Linked DNA regions of Homo sapiens: region 2 is linked to region 1. A link is a contact called in ENCODE Hi-C or POLR2A ChIA-PET data. All regions are on one chromosome and are shown on one strand. Each heading gives the region's core, a stretch centred on a gene start or an enhancer-like site at or near the end of the contact. The rest is flanking DNA. Distances are from core to core; before and after follow the strand shown.

The links. A loop is a pair of places that touch in the nucleus more often than their neighbours do. ChIA-PET counts read pairs that join two places held with the same protein, here RNA polymerase II (POLR2A). Pooled maps may share reads with other maps.
Region 2: a map of mammary epithelial cell shows a loop between it and region 1 (14-fold over the local background). The contact joins the promoter of KRTAP2-3 here to the enhancer-like site in region 1. A Hi-C loop is called at or near these places in 2 of 168 maps with a recorded cell type or tissue (Calu3 and mammary epithelial cell) and 2 of 50 pooled maps. POLR2A ChIA-PET finds 5 or more read pairs at or near these places in 1 of 52 experiments (Panc1).

What each region holds. Positions count from the first base shown.
Region 1 is chr17:40,856,464-40,859,316 of GRCh38, forward strand. All of the region lies in intron 1 of LOC105371777 (a long non-coding RNA gene), which reads left to right. Among named protein-coding and RNA genes, the nearest start is that of KRT12, 9.3 kb to the right of the region's middle. RefSeq lists an enhancer at 534-828. Within about 2 kb of position 1,408, at least 2 of the 41 ENCODE cell types and tissues checked have a DNase peak (open chromatin) inside an H3K27ac peak, as active enhancers do.
Region 2 is chr17:41,058,735-41,061,587 of GRCh38, forward strand. KRTAP2-3 (keratin associated protein 2-3) reads right to left here and starts at 1,380. Exons shown (of 1, transcript NM_001165252.2): 1 at 506-1,380. The coding sequence starts at 1,316. The coding sequence ends at 930. RefSeq lists enhancers at 550-1,124, 1,125-1,699.

The DNA of each region.
Region 1 (2,853 bases), core at 158-2,657:
AAGATTTAAGAAACATTTACTACCCCATAAAAAAATCATTTACTCAGCTATATGATTAAGAATTTCATTTTCATTTGATATTTGAGTATGTTTTTAAAGCCTGAGTAGTTATTGATTGGCTGGTTTTCTTAACTCTAAATAATTGCTAACTTTCTTTTTCACTTTATGCCTTGTAGAACTGCCTCCTTACTGGTGAACTTTTTGGAAACTAATTATTAGTTAAATAAGACAATTTTAATTTGCTAAGTTGATCGTTGTAAAAGGTTTGCTTTTTTTCTTCTTTCTTGTTTTAAAAGATAAACCTTCTAGTATCAATACATCTCAAGTGGCTTGAACACACAGGCTTAGCTTATTTTTATTTTATTTTATTTTATTTTTTGAGACGGAATCTTGCTCTGTTGCCCAGGCTGGAGTGCAGTGGTGTGATCTTGGCTCACTGCAACCTCCGCCTCCTGGGTTCAAGCTATTCTCCTGCCTCAGCCTCCCTAGTAGCTGGGACTACAGGCGCACGCCACCACTCCTGGCTAATTTTTGTATTTTTAGTAGAGATAGGGTTTCGCCATGTTAGCCAGGCTGGTCTCGAACTCCTGACCTCAAGTGACCCACCTGCCTTGGCCTCCCAAAGTGCTGGGATTACAGGCATGAGCCACCGCGCCCAGCCAGGTTAGTTTATTTTAAAGTTCATTTCTTGAGACTCCAGAAGATGGCACTCTTACAAAGCCTAAAGAAATAAAGCTTTGGCTTTGTTTTTCTACGTGGTTGTTTTTCTAGGTGGTTCCTTCCTGCTGTGACCCATTTGCAAAGCCATTTGTTTGGGAGAATAACATTTATTTTTTTTTCTGATTATCAGAGTCATATATGCTGTTTGTTAAACATTTTAATAAAGGTATTCTTCAAACCCCTTGCTAATCCCCAAGAGATAACTACTATAACAGTTCAGTATATATACAGTATTTTCCAGACCTTCCACTAGCTTTTACACACAACATATGCATATCAAAGTAAAAATTTAAATTTGTAAAATTTTAGATTTTAGGATAATCATAAACAATGTACTTGTCTTTTGCTATAGGATTCTTTATTCAGTTTTTTTTTCTTAGGAGTTCTTTTCTTTAAAGACAGACCTTCCACTTCTGCAATTCATTACTTGCCGAGTCCAAAGGGACCTCTCACATCTGTGTTGAATTAGGGCTTGTGGCCTAGTGAATGAGGGATAGACTCTCATGATAAGGATGCTGCTATGGTCTGAAAGTTTTTGTCCCCCCATATTTGTATGTTGAGACCTAATCACCAATGACCCAGTATTAGGAGGTGGGGTTTTCGAGAGTGGATTAGGTCATGAGGGTGGAGCCCTGGCGAAGGGGATTATTGTCCTTATAAATGAGGCCCTGGGGCATTGCTTTGTCCCTTCTGCCATGTGAGGATATATCGAGAAGCTGTGTATGATCCAGAAAGCGGGTCCTTATCAGACAGTGAAGCTGCCTCCAGAACTGTGAGAAATAAGTTTCTCTCATTTTTAAGCCACGCGGTCCGAGGTATTTTGTTCTAGCCGCCCGAAGGGACTGATAGATGCTGTGCTAGTTGCATTTCTTGTCAGTGAGAACAGGGCAAAGTGAAGTTACATAATAAGAAATGTAATGCTTCCTTTGCCAAGTGAAGACTTATAGGATATTTTGGCCAAGATAGTATCAGAAAAGGACTATTATTTGGGTCTTGCTGGCTGTGCCATGAAATCCTAGCCATTGGAACTTCAATGGGAAATTTTGTGAAATCACGAATTTTTTTCAGATAGTTTTTTCCCCCACGATATAACCCTGCCGGTAGCTGACTTCCCCAAGAGCATATAGTCCAGGAGACCAAGGAAGAACTGAAAGGCCTTTGTGATCTATCTTTGGAGGTCATATACTGTCACTTCTTCAATAAATCTGCTCCTCGTTCATTGTGAGAAGGAACTACACAAGGGAATGAAGACCAGGAGGCAGGGATCACTGGCACCAACCTGGAGGCTGCCACAAGTCACCAATATGTGGGTGCTATTTAAAACCATGGGATTGGCTGGGTGCGGTGGCTCACACCTGTAATCCCAGCACTTTGGGAGGCCGAGGCGGGCAGATCATGAGGTCAAGAGATGGAGACCATCCTGGCCAACATGGCAAAACCCTGTCTCTACCAAAATTACAAAAATTAGCTGGGCGTGGTGGTGTATGCCTATAGCCCCAGCTACTCAGGAGGCTGAGGCAGAAGAATCGCTTGAACCTGGGAGGTGGAGGTTGCAGTGAGCCAAGATTACACCATTGTACTCCAGCCTGGGCAACAGAGCGAGACTCCCTCTCAAACAAACAAACAAAACCCATGGGATAAGATCAGGGAGGAGAGGCTGGGGAGGGATCAGATGAGGTTACCTGGGGAGGGAGTATAGAGAAAAGACAAGAGGATTGAGCCAACATTCAGTCACAGAAGTCTGAGAAAAAGCTGCCTACAGAGTGATGGCTCTGGGAGCTTTGTGGTAAAAAATTTCCAAGAGAAGGGAATGCTGAGAAACTATGGTACTAGCTAATAAATGACCCTTGCATTTATACTTGTGCAAAATCCTTTCCCCTTTGAGTCTCACACCATTCTTATGTAGTTGTAAGGAAAACAGATGTTATTTAAAGCAGTAACTATTTGCAGACACTTTTGAGCACCAGGGAAGTAGAATCCTTTATTTATTACTTGGGGGCTGTGGACCTTGTTCAGAGGCCTTGATAAAATCCTTTTGAGTCTGAAAGGTAAAGGTTACCCTAGGATGTGTGCTGGAAGGTGAAGGCTAGACAAAGAGAGCTGAGCGTATAATAAAGTGAGATGAGTGGAGGA
Region 2 (2,853 bases), core at 130-2,629, 200 kb after region 1:
CTTCTCAGCAGCAGCCACTCCACTGGAAGTAGAACTGGCCATGGTGGTGCTGACGGGAACCATGGAGAAGATGGGATAGTGGTTCCTCCAGCATAGGATGTTCAGTGGCTAGGGATTCCCAGGTCTTGTTTGACATCAATTACCGTACAGTTTCCTACATTGGTGAACAAATAGGGCTATAACTTAGCTTAGACTTCCTCCCCCTTATCATGTGTGTGAATTATTCATAAGTCAAGTTTATGTTTACAGAGACCTACTGTAGTCTCACCATTTCGTCAGCATCACCATAAAACCTGCGACTCGAAATATGAAGGTGAATCATGAGATGATCAGATTTATTTGAAATGCTATTAAAATTATAGACCTTCCACCTGAGTTGTTCCTATTCTAAAGCTCAAAAATGGCCCTTAGAAAATCTCTCCTTTCGTTCTTCTGGTTCTGCATGCTGTAATGTAAGCTAAATATGAGCTTTTGAAGAGCAATAAACAATAAATAAAAAGAAATGTTTGCTTCCCCAGAAATATAATTTTATTTTTTTTTACAGTGCAAAAATACAGCATACAAATAGTATTATCCTGGAAGAAAAAAATCTCATCTGAGAACCTTGAAACAGTAGAAAAAAGGGTGATGAGTCAGTGGGACAGAGTTCTATTCAAGAGGAGCTTTGATTTTTATTTACTCGTTTTTTTTTTCAAGCCAGGAATTCGAATGATGAAAGCTGGAATTTTTCTCAAGATTGTCAGAGAGGGCCAGGATTAGCTGCATAATTATGTGGGGAAATAGATAGGATGTTATTGTTGAATTCGTGCTTGAGGATCAGCTAGGCTGCAAAGGTGGAGTCTCTCATCTGATCCAGAAGGGGTAGAAGAGTCTGCACAAGCTTCTGTGCACCTGGGAATGTTTCGTGCGTTGAGAGGAGAGGTGGGGTCTCAGCAGGAGGAGGTCCTGCAGGTGGTGCTGCAAGGGGTCGGCTGGCCGCAGGGAGGCCGGCAGCAGGGGGACTGCACAGACACAGGCTGGCAGCAGGTGGTGGCCCAGCAGCAGGGCCTGCACACCACAGCCGTGCACGACGAGGGGCAGCAGGTGATGGGGCGGCAGCAGCCTTCCTGCAGGGAGCAGGGGTCGCAGCACACCGGGCGGCGGCAGGGCTCGCAGATGGGGCGCGTGCAGCGGGGCACGCAGGTCACGGGGCGGCACACGGTGGTCTGGCAGGTCACGGGGCGGCAGCAGCAGGGGTCGCGGCAGCAGCAGGGCTGGCAGCAGCCTCCCCCGTAGCTCAGGGAGGACAAGGTGGAGCCGCAGCAGGAGCCGGTCATGGTGGTGTCTGAGGCTGGTGTGGGTTGGGCTGTTGAGAGGAGCTGGATGTTCTCAGGTGTGAATGTCCTCGTTCCACTCTGGGCCCTTTATATATCCTAGCTGGATGCTGATGACCCCCAGGACATGAGGTCATTTCCTGGAGTTGTAGCTGCCCGTTGAAATGAGAACTCTGGATTTAACTGCTGAGGCAGCGATCCCTAAATCACTAAAGAATGCTTTGTTTTCTACCTGTCTACTTTTTCCCTAGAACGGAATACCTGGTCATGTATATCATCAGAACAATTGCTCATCTATCAGCTAGTCCTTCCAGGCCATGCCATGTGAGAAGGTGCAAGTTTGAAGAATCCAGCCACCATCACACTTTCCTCTTGTTCGCTGCCATCCGTGACTTAAGCATGGGACTGGAATGTTCATGAGTCACAGGCTGGGTTTCTGATTGGCATTGAGATCAAGCAAGAATTTCTTAAAAACCAAAATGGCTCATAAGAGCAGATGTGTATTGATTCTGCTATGGAAAGAATGGCCCAGTGTTTAATGACACAGTGCCTAACCTTGTTTATAAGAAAATCATCACCAAAGCTGCTAGACTGATTTTATTTTAGTAATCTGAGTTGGTTTATAACTCATTAACACTTATGAGACACTTATTATGTAGATGGTACTGTACTATTTGGGGGTGGAGGGGGAAAGGAAAGAAAAATAGCTTTCAAATAGTTTCCTATCACATAGTAATCATAACTTTTAGTAAGGCAAGACAAAGATAAATCAAGCAATTAAAGGGAAAGAACTTTTCTGGGAACAATAAGGTCAAACTAAATGGGGATTTCATTCATTCTGTGCCTTTCTGAATGCCCTTCCCTGATTATTGACCTAGAAATAAAATTGAAATTGGGCTATTTCTTGCTTTCTTGCTTTGACATATGCACTTTGTATTACATACTTAAAAATCTATGGACAATATCTACAAAGGAATCAATTATCTTTCTGTCACAGCTTCTTTAGTTTGTTGGCTGAGGGTTTTGTTTGTTTATGAGGTGGGAAGGTGGCATTATGAAAAAGACAAGGGGAATTAGTTTAGCTGGTGACCAATAAAATAGCTTTGTCTTTTCCAGCCATAGCAAAGATGAATAGGAATACAGAAAATAAATTTAGAGTTGGAAGGTAGATTAAAGATAACATTGTCCAAGGAATGCTGATGGTCTTCAGTGCAAATTTACCTCTGAGGTGTGTTTTGTTTTGTTTTCTCTTTTTAAAAATACACCCTTTGGTCTATCATATCCCTGATCTTTGAAGTCCTTTGAGTCTATGATCCATCATAGTCCATCACAGTTTTTGGAAGACCAGATTTACAAAATGAATTCCTCCAAAGTCGTACGGATCAAAGAGTGGCAAATATTTAGCAATACCACAGGTCTTCTGTGGAGTAGAAACACTGGTGATGTCTCCCAGTCTTTTTCCAACTCGGAGTCACTCAAAATAGATAACATGTAGCAGTAGTTATTAAAAAGTTTTATTCCCTTTAGTGAAATAAAATAA